Regions from separate parts of the Homo sapiens genome. Here region 1 is linked to region 2. Evidence: read pairs that join two places in POLR2A ChIA-PET (ENCODE). Cell type or tissue: K562. All regions are shown on one strand. Each heading gives the region's core, and the rest is flanking DNA. Links, peaks and the distances in the headings are about the cores only. Region 1 overlaps LINC02808 (long intergenic non-protein coding RNA 2808). Region 2 overlaps ELAVL4 (ELAV like RNA binding protein 4).

Evidence for each region. Peaks named below come from ENCODE experiments on the same cell type or tissue, not always from the same donor. Only the 100,000 strongest peaks of a DNase experiment are listed, where the experiment ranks them.
Region 1: POLR2A ChIA-PET joins it to region 2 with 6 read pairs; 3 of 35 experiments call an interaction of 5 or more read pairs at or near these places.

Annotation. Positions count from the first base shown.
Region 1 is chr1:50,276,748-50,282,123 of GRCh38, reverse strand. It overlaps LINC02808 (long intergenic non-protein coding RNA 2808), which reads left to right. Exons shown (of 4, transcript XR_947322.3): 3 at 1,940-2,089. Among named protein-coding and RNA genes, the nearest start is that of LINC02808, 42 kb to the left of the region's middle. In K562, for the core only: no CTCF peak of the experiment used is centred there; a DNase peak (open chromatin) is centred at 2,333.
Region 2 is chr1:50,180,577-50,185,952 of GRCh38, reverse strand. All of the region lies in intron 3 of ELAVL4 (ELAV like RNA binding protein 4), which reads right to left. Among named protein-coding and RNA genes, the nearest start is that of ELAVL4-AS1, 7.4 kb to the right of the region's middle. In K562, for the core only: no CTCF peak of the experiment used is centred there; no DNase peak of the experiment used is centred there.

The DNA.
Region 1 (5,376 bases), core at 312-5,311, 96 kb before region 2:
ATATTGTGGGGCTTCCTGGCCTCTATAATCGTATGAGTTAATTCTCATAATAAATCCCCTGTTATCTATCTATTATCTATCTATCTATCTATCTATCATCTATCTATCTATCTATCTATCTATCTATCTATCATCTATCTATCTATCTATCTATCTATCTATCTATCTATCTATCTATCTATCTATCTAATTGGTTCTGTTTCTCTGGAAAATCCTGAATAATATAACTTGCTTCTACATCCTTATGGAATGGATGAAAGAACCTCAGTTTCCCTGGCTTCCAAATGCAAATAATGTTCTGTGCTTTGTGTTACCTGTAAGGGCAAATCATAAACTCTAAAGCTCTCTTCTTCCCAGGGGGTTGCAGGATGGCACTGGCTTTCTTGGACGAACAGCCTGGAAATTCAGCAGGAATTCAGTAGCAGATCTATTTTAGGGACTTCACCATGGAGCCCACTACTGGATCTTGGGGATGTTCAGGCTTGAGACTGACTATTTCCTATTTCTGGGCTTTGGGGGTGGGTGGGTCTCAGGCTAAGAGGGATTCTGAGCTGGCTCCCAGTCAGCCTTCTTAACATTTGGCATCCACTCTCCTAATCTCTTTGCTATCCAGTGTCTAGTCAAGAAACATTGGTTTAGTCCTACTATGTGTCATGCATTGGGCTATCCCTGGGAATACAAAGATTCAGCAGACACTCTCCTTGTCCTCCAGGAGAAGGTAAACATGTGAACAGACAATGGCAACCCAGGCAGACATGTGTTATAGTAGAGGGCAGCCCAGGGCTCGTAGTATCCCAGAGCAAGGATCATAGGAGATCTGAGAGATCACATTTCCTGCCTCTAGCTCTTTCTGGGCTGTGAATGACATTAACTCATTGTAAGATCTTAGATTACATTTCTTCTCTGGCCTTAGTTTTCTTTCTCTACACAGCAGGGCAGCTGGACTTAGTGGTGCTCCAGATCTTACCCCACATACTCACCTCTTGTGCTTATGCTGCTGGGCACCATGCAGTCCTCCTTGTACTCTCTGTGTTTCTCAAGAGGCAGAGGCCTCATCAGAGCTCCAAGTCACATCAGGCAGAAGCCTTGGCAGTGGAGCACAGGAAGGTTGAATCTGGGACTTCCATAGAGGTTCCAGGATTTCTTTTGGTATCTGCCAGTGTTGGACATGGCCAGGTCTGCTCTGGGCACATTGCCTACCTTCCAAGTCATGGGGGAGGCTGCTTCTTGTGATCATTTTACTAGGACCTGGGAGTGCAATGACAAGCAAAACCAGACACAGTTTGTAGCCTCATGGAGTTCACTCATGGAACTCTGGGTCCTCATGGAGTCTAGTTAAAGAGAAAGTATTAATAAAACAGGCACATAAATGAATGTATAATTATATCCTGGGGTAAGTGCTGGAGTGCTAAAAACATAGTCCTAGGAGAGCAAGTATAATGAGGATTGAAGAATAGGTTTAGCAGCATGAGGTCATTATTGAGAGTTGTTTTGTCAGGATGATGAGTCCAGAAGCCACATGGGAGTGAACCAAGGAGCAAGCTGGAGGTGAAGAATTGGAGGTGGTCAGTGTAGATAACTCTCAACCAGTGAGCACTGAAAGGGCTGGGAGGAATCTTTGAGGTCTTCCATGGCAAGCACTTTAAAAAAGATTACAAAGAGATTCACAGACATCATCTTTTGTATTCTTTAGAACAATCTTGTGACATGGGAGGGTCAGGTTTTATTTCCACTTGACGTATGAAAAAACGGAAATCCAGAAAGATTTTTGTCTTGAGTAGAGAGTTCACAGCAGAGCCAGGACTGAAACTGAAGTTTCCGGAATCCCTGCCCTCCTTCCACTTTCCAAACAAAATGCCATCTGTCTGGAGGTTATTTGAATGAATAAGGACTGTATTCACCACACCCAAGTTTTCTTGATTACATTTTCTCTCCTCAGCCCCTACAGATTCAGGACCACGGCCAGCACCCACACTGCCTTCCGTAAACACTGAGCTAAATAAACCTAGAGCCTTGGTGATGAGATCAGCACTGCCTTTGTAAGTTGGTTTTCTCAACAAACATCAACTGAACATCTACTAAACGTAAGGTGAGATGACAGGTTCTGGGGACATGGAACTAGAAAACTGCCCGTAAGGAGCCCACAGTCTAGGATGGACAAAGCATGGACACAGAGTGTGAGAATGTGCACAGGGGTTGTGGGATCCTAAAGGAGAGTGAGGGTCAAAGAAGGCTTCCTGGAGGAGACACAGCCTGAGGTGAATCTTGAAGACAGAAGATGGCAGTGAGGAGCTACTGAGGGGTTTTAAGCGGGGGTGTGACAAGGTCACGTGTGTTTTAGAGAGATTTCTGGTGTAATGTGAGAATAGAGGAGGGGTGAGAGAAGAGATAGGGAATGACTCAGGAGACTGAATAAGAAGAAGTCTCCCAAAGCACATTTAAAAAGGCATAGCCAGGTTTTAATCTTGCTTGCAAAAGCAGATGGAAATATTCTGTGTTTTATATGTTTTCTTTTGGCATTGGAAAGTTTCACTTTCTTGACCAGCAGAAGCTGATACTGAGGGAATTATATTGCTGGTGGGCAGGAGGAAAATGAAATGCAGAGAAACAGGGAAGGAGGAGAATCTGATTTGTTGAGCTGTTGTTACGCATCAGCACTATGCTAAGTGCTTTTTACATAGTCTCATTTAATTCTCCCAACAACCTGTGAAGTAATGAGGTCTTCATATTTTATAACAAGAAACTGAGGATTAGAGAGGTTAATTACCTGTGGCCCATGGCCAAACACACAAATAAAAGGAAGAGGCAGGATTTGAACCCGGGTCTGCATGGTTCCAAATGCCTCACATTCCCTTCTTATGCATATGTGGTCTCAGTGGAGAATGTGGTGGAGACCTAGCTGACAGAAAAGCAGAGTAAAGCCCCTGGGCACCTACCCCTGCAGCCTTCTTGTTCACACACAAAGGAGTAATCACAATAAGCATTCTTTCCTCAGCTTCTAAGTGCAGGAGCTTTAGAAGGTTACAAATGGACTCAGTATGTGTGACATAGTCACTCCTAGGCGAGGTGGGTTTTACTTGCTTCTTACCACCCCATGATATCACATCTTGCAGAAGAGAGTGCTTCTGTGTTCAGGGACAAGAAGATAAGAGGTTTCATGTCGGTGCCAATTACCTTCTTTGACACCCCTGAGGTGCCCTTGGCCCCCAAATTTTGGAGACTGCGTCATTCTCTCTGGGCCTTTTGTGGCGGCTATGACAGCGTCTGCCGCAGAGCCTAAGGAAGCTTTATGGAGATGGTCACACTCCAGTGCCCAGCCCACTTGTTGGAACTTTCCAGAAATATTGCACTGCAGACATTTTCCACGCTGTTATGCTAATGGAATCAGGAAAAATCAATTGTCCTTAAGGAACAGGGGAATGAGACGTGCTGTAAATGCCACGGAATGAGTGATTGGTTGATTGCTTGCCCGCGATCGGAGCTTGTCTCATCCCTACATTATTCTGATGAATTTTTATGGCATGCCTCCTTTCTTGCTTGCTCCCTCTCCCCACCCCCCTTCCCCCCTTAGCTGGGGAAGAAGGTTTATGGCTTGCAGCTTCTCAGTTGATTGAATGCAGCTGGCATTGTTGCAGCAGAGGACAAATAGGTACATTTGCTTTACAGGCTGAGAAAAGTGGGTTTGGAGAAATTGCACAGCCACGTCCCTCTGCAACAAAGTCGCCCTTAAAAATGCAGATATTTTTAATGAAATGACTTTACTCTCCTTCCAGGCTGTCCCTAATCTTTCTGTTAGAGGAAAGGGCAAAAAAAAAAAAAAAAAAAAAAAGTTGGGGAAAAGAAATGTATAGCTTGTGATTCTGCGGAAATCCGATTTTTCATTCTTATCACAAAGGACGCTAACGAAAGCATTTCATTAGTATTCATTTTAGGCCAATGTGATTTTCTCCTTTTTGCTAACACAAAAATAAATAAATAAACAGTCGAGCTATGTCTGGGAAACTGCCGACAAGGCGGCTTGGAGCAGAGGTCAGCATTTTCTTGAATGAGTGTGCACCGCATTCAGTAAGGTGGCCAAGAAAATGGATCCAGCTCAAATAAGGGCCATCTGGGGCAGGGATGAGACAAGGTTTGGGATGGAGACAGGTCCCTTGGGTTTCCAAGCTGGTGTCCAGCTTGGCCATGGCAGTTTGTGGACTGGAGAAGGCAAACAGGCTGTGACTGCTGTTTTCCATGGGGAGTTAGCTGCAGCTGATACTCTCTGTGCCTGGCTGCTGGTTCTGAGGATGGGGATGCTTCAGTCCTGGCCAGGGCACTAGGCAACTCCTATTGTTCTTCTTTCCTGTCTCTTCCTCAAGGGCAACTAAGCCCTGTTGAGGGTTGGGAAATCCTACTAGGTGAAAATCTGGGAGTGTTTGGCTGGAAAGAGGAGATTTGGGGACACAGCTGTTGTCTTCATCCATCCAAGGGAGTATTGTGAACGAAGAAGCAGGCTTATTGTATTGGACTTCAGAGGGCTAAACTAGCCTCAGTAGGTGGAAGTGACAGCATGGCAGAGAAATCCATCAGATTTGAGATCAAATTTCAGATCAAGCATTTTCTGAAGGTGTCCGCAGACAAGTCTCTGAGCCTCAGTGACCACATTTTTAAAAGGAAGTAAATGAAAATAAACCCCAATGTATTCTTTCCAGGCTACTGGAAAGTACAGTAACTTGGAAGTTACTGTGCTAGGAAGTGGCTCTCAGTGACCCCTTTGTAGAGAAGGGAAACCCAGATTCAGAGGGGGTAAGTAGCACAACCTCTGGGAAACAGGCCCCTAGACTCCGAGGCCAGAGCCCTTTGCCTGCCCCAGCCAAGGGCATCCTTGTTCAGCTACTTCTCAGGACTGCTGTATGGAAGAGGTGAGTGAGATACACAAGCAGAACACTGTTTGTTCTTGGATAAAAATTCTTACCCAGTTCACCTCAAAAATCAAGTCATCTGACATATTTCCATCTCTCTGGGGCTGTACACTCCTGGAGGCCAGTGTCCCTTTGTACTCTCTGTGCTTAATTCAGATGTTTCAGCAATTCATGACTTGCCTTAACATGCTGTGTCTTTTGATACTTCCTGGCCCTGGCCTATGCTACTGTCCCTGCGTGGAACATTCTCCCCTGCCTTTTTCATTTGGCTGAGTCTCACCCATCCTTCAACTCAGATTCTACAGCTTCTGAGGAAACTTCCTTGACATCCCACACAGGCCTGTTATTCTCTCTGCTCTTGTTGGGTCACTGTGTAGTTGTTTATAGAACCATAATGATACTATTAATAGTAACACAATGAGCAGTGGGAATCTTGGTGTCAGGCTGACCTGAGTTCAAATCTTGACACTGCTGT
Region 2 (5,376 bases), core at 290-5,289:
TCTGGTCTTGGGCTCAGGGCCCCAGATTCAGTCTCTTCACTAGACTGCAACTCCTGGCTCCTGCTTTATAAAAGACTGATACGATTACTGTGGCCAGCTGGAAGCTTCATAATACTTTCCCCTATACAAAGCTTTTTATATATGTTGCCCGAATCTTAGTAAAATTCAGACTCATTCTTTACTCCCTTACTCATCACTGAAACATGTAGATGGAAAAAAGTCCCCCCCTCTCCTCATGTAATGTTCACTTTAGGGATAGCACCATTCACCATCATCTTCATCCTGGGGAGCATTTCTTGAGCATCCACTGTAAGCTACGATTCCCTACAAGTAAGATATCATTAGTTCCATTTTCCAGATGACAAACTCTGGCTCAGTGAGATCAAGTACTTATCCAAGGTCACACAGCTGAACTAAGAGACAAACTGGGATATAATTCCATGTTCTGGGATGTTTCCACTATGGCACACTAATCCAGACAGTGAAATAAAAGCCGTGTGCTTGGCACAAACTGTTACTTTCCCTGAAAGGTTACCAAGCCAGAAAGATCACACTATAATTTGTTAGTTATACTGTTGGAACTGGAAAAAATCATTTTGCAGATGAGGAAACCAGTCCAAAGAAGTAAAGTAAGTTGCCCAAGGTCATCCTTAGCAGTTTTTGACAGAGCTGGAACTTGACTTTCCATCTGAACTCAGAGCTCTTTTGAATGGACAAAAGGGGAGAAGGAAGAGGAGTGTGGTGCTCTATGATCACTGACAGACCAGCCATCCTGCCCAGAGGCTGCAGGAGCACCATGGAGAAATGAGTCTTTAATCCGCAGGGCCACTGATGTTTTAGGCCAGCACTGTCCCACAGAATTTTCTGGGATCAGGAAAATGTTCTCTATCTGTGCTGTCTAATATAGGTAGCCATTAGCTACAAGTGGCTACTGAGCACTTCAAACATGCCTAGTGTGACTAAGAAACTGAACTTTGAATTTTATTAAATTTTAATTAATTTAAATTCAAATATAAATAGCCATATATTGCTAGTGGCTACTATGCTGGACAGAGCAGCTCTACAATCAGAAATAACACAAAATTATAGCATCTTAGAGCTAGAAGGGACCTTTAGGATCATTTAGTCAGACTCCACTGTGGGACTGAAATCCTGTCTACATCATCCCTTATGAGTTCATCTGAATGCTTCCGATGATCGGAGCCTCATTACCACCCAAGGCAAACATTCTACTCTGATAGCTACACAGGTTCTCTTCCCAGATTCTTGAAATATAGGATCAAACTAATGCCTCAGGGTCACTGCAGAATTTTCTTTCCTAGAGAATAGAAAAGCAACCATTGTGAGGTGAATCTGTGGGTGGGTGCAGAGACTTCTTTCCCATCTTTGTCATTCACCTTTAGACAATCTTTTAAAATATGAAGCCGAGAATGGGACATAAGACACTAGGATGGGCTGACCAGAGTGGACAAGAAAGGACCACTATTTTCTGTGATATGGAGTCCATAATTCTCCCAACACAACTAAAGTTGTGCTGATTTTTTTTTTTTTTTTGAAGCAGCTCACATCACATTGTTGGCTTCTTTTACACTTGAAGACAGCTAAAGCCCCCAGACCCCATTCCATGTACTTCTGAAAACCTGTGCCTTCCCAACCCATACCGGTCTAATTTCCTTTTTAGATGTGGACACAGGACACTATGAATGAACTTCAAGATACTGGGAACGTATCACCTTCACTGAGCAGAGAGAAGAGGGGAATTGTATTTCCATTTCTCCAACTCCTATCCTTGTATTTGAAATTATTCACTCAAAGGAAGTGAACAGGGCACTGGGAAGCAGAGCAGCCAAATAAAATCTCCCACAAGAGAGGGCTGCTAGCACAACTGGGGTAAACGTGTCTCTGGTTTCTGCTGGCATTGCCACGTGCTCTCTCTTGGCTCCCTGGGGATTCAGTGATCCAGCCGCCCCTGCTGACCTTGGCAGAGAAGCATTCTCGCCCAGGTTGTGACTAGCGGTAATGGAGGAGGAGAGAAAATGCCTTTTTACTATTAACAAGACTGAGGGAGGCAGTCCATCATTTCTGTGTGGGGTGATATCCATCAGCAAAAAATGATCTGCTAACTCTCCAGGAAGCATTAAGAGCAGTGATAGGAGAAATAATTGCTTATGCCGAATGCAAAGAAAAGATGCCTCAGCGGAATGGAGGCCCTTAGCAAGGCAGGTGGATGCAGGGAGGAGAGGGGGAGGCGCAGCTCCCTGACGACCCCTGGCAAGAGAAAGAAGTGGGAGGGGCAAACTGGAACCTGCAAAGCTCAAGTGTGGAAAGACCCCCGGAGGCACTGTTAGTGGTATTAGAAGAATAAAGCGAAAATGGAGAAGTGGTTAAGCAGCATCACAACAGGAAGAGGTGGAAATGAAGGAGCTCACTCTCCTTCCCAGAGAAGGAAGGTGTTTCCTTCTGAAAAGCCTTCCCTCACACACCTTCCCCTTCTCTACTCCTGCTCCCTCCAGAATTGGGCCACTGCCTCATGGCTAAGTGTCTTTCTTATTCTCTCACCGGCTGCCTGCCTGAGTGCTAACTCTCATAGATTTGCTCAGAGTGGCAGGAGCAGCTCTTTTACCCCTTCATCCCAGATCCAGTGCTGCAATCACTCACAATACCTGTCCTCTGGAAATATTTCATTTAAAATCATATTTTAATCCTTTGGGTAATAGCTTAATATAATTATTAGAAAAAGGTAAGTCACTAAGTCATTTGTGCACATATAATACAATAAAAAAAGGATGGAAATCGGCCGGGCGCAGTGGCTCACACCCGTAATCCCAGCACTTTGGGAGGCCAAGGTGGGCAGATCACTTGAGGTCAGGAGTTTGAGACCAGCCTGGCCAACATGATGAAACCCTGTCTCTACTAAAAATACAAAAATCAGCCGGGCGTGGTGGCAGGTGCCTGTAATCCCAGCTACTCGGGAGGCTGAGGCAGGAGAATTGCTTGATCCCGGGAGGTGGAGGTTATGGTGAGCTGGAATTGCACCACTGCACTCCCAAGCGAGACCCTGTCTTAATTTAAAAAAAAAAAAGGATGGAAATATATAAATATATAAAAATGTTAACACTGTTGGCTTAGGAATGGCTGATATTGCCTTCACGATATGATTCTGTACATACCAAATTATTTACAAAGAAGCATGTTTTGCTTTAAAAATGAGTGGATAAGGCTCCTAATAGAGCTGATGAAAACCAATGTCTAAGGCTGACAAAAACCTACCACAGCAGCCTGCAAGCTCTGGTTTCATCTGTCAAACATTCTATGTGGCACGTCGTTGACAGATGAACTTTCTTGGAACTTTACTTTGATCAGATCTTTTGCTCACTCAAACCTTGCACAGCTCCCTATCTCCCCAACCCCAATATCAAACAGAAACCTCTGCAGCCCCATGACTGCCCTGTCCCACTGCTTTAGAGTTGGTCCTTTGCATGTCTGTGTCCCCCATGAGACAGGAGCTTCTGGAGGCAGAGCCAGCAGTGAACGCTTGTTTAATCCTACTCCTGACATTTAGGTCAAAACGCAAACAGGTGTCCCAACACTCTGAAAGGTTTAGTGGGTGTGATACCAAACCCTCACATTCCATTTTGGATCACTTTTTACTGAAGGTTCTCAATGTAATTTGAACATCAATCCAAAACTTTGGTAAACGTATTTCTCTTTTGAAGGTACTAATTTTCTTTGTTCCTGATTAATGTGACAGAGCTGGACCAAATGCAACTTCACTGAAGCAGTTCTTAGTAAAAGGATAAAATTACAATGTAAATTCAGAAGCTGTTCTTTTGGAGCCCAACAGAAGGTCAGGCCTGGGACAGGCATCAGGTGTGGGGTCAAGGAGTACCAGGAATAATTTTTCAGAATCCACAGCCATTTGCAGAGTCTAAAATGATCCCTATTGGAGACGACTTTTAAAAACAAAGCTAGCCGGGCGCGGTGGCTCACGCCTGTAATCCCAGCACTTTGGGAGGCTGAGGCGGGTGGATCACCTGAGGTCAGGAGTTCGCAACCAGACTGACCAACACGGAGAAACCCTGTCTCTACTAAAAATACAAAATTAGCCGGGCGTGGTAGTGCATGCCTGTAATCCCAGCTACCCCAGAGGCTGAGGCAGGAGAATTGCTTGAACCCAGGAGGCAGAGGTTGCTGTGAGCCCAGATCGCACCATTGCGTTCCAGCCTGGGCAACAAGAGTGAAACTCTGTCTAAAAAAACAAAACAAAACAAAACAAACACACACATACACACAAACCAAAAACAAAGCTAAACAAATAGCATCCCAAACTCCTACATGAGGCAAGTCATCTCCACTGGGCTGGGCTCAGGGCTGAAACACTGAACAATGACCCAGTTTCCTAAGTGGGGTTCCAGGCTGCTCTGGCAGGCTAGTGAATGTAAGCCCATGGTCCATACTCCATAGCTCTCTGACTCACATGGATGGAAGAATCTCTAGGGCACTGTCATTTCTGATTCACCTAAATCCGAGGACCTAGCACAGAGCCTGGAAAGCAGGGACCCAAGAAGAAATGAAGTCAGGTCTGTCCCTAGGTTGATAGCAGAAGCCCTGAGCCATGTCTGTTTACTAAAGAACCTGGAGGAGACACACAATTCATTTGTTTGCTTTTTATTCTCCTTCCCATGCCAGAGAGTATAACCCATGTGTGCACAGAGCCAAATACACACCCACACACCCTCACAGAATGCACGTGTTGCTGAGCAAGCAGGCAGTGTGACATTCCAACACTTACGACCTACTGCCAGAGAGTTATTTTTAGAACATTTTTTCTTACTCCAAGTCTTGCTTATCAATTGTGTCATCCTGGGTGTGTCTCTAAGCCTCCTTGGGCCTCAGTTTCCTCACCTGTATAAAGGAGGTAATAGTACCTCCTGACAGGGCTATTTTAAGAATTAGAGTTGATGTGTGTAAAGCACCTAGCTCCAGGGATATTTCAAAGATGAAATGATATTAAGCATGTAAAAGGGTTATAATAGTATTGGATACAGAGTGAATACTCACTATAAATTAGCATTACTATTAATCTTTATTATTATTATTTCAAGCTCATGCTAACATATTAAGCAGCTCCTCTTCTGGCAGAATCCTTCAGAGGCCCTTTTGAAGCTAACTTGAGCTCCACTGCTGGCCTGTTGTATGGCTTTGGACAAGTCACTTAGTGTCTCTGAGCCTGATCTCCAAGATGTGTGGTGGGAACTTTCTCCCACTAAAGAAGTTATAACCCAAAGAACAATTCCCCTGGAGTCACCATCCACACTATGCATTGGAAGCTTAATTACACATCATGCTCTTTCTCTGCTTTGGTGCTGTGCCGAT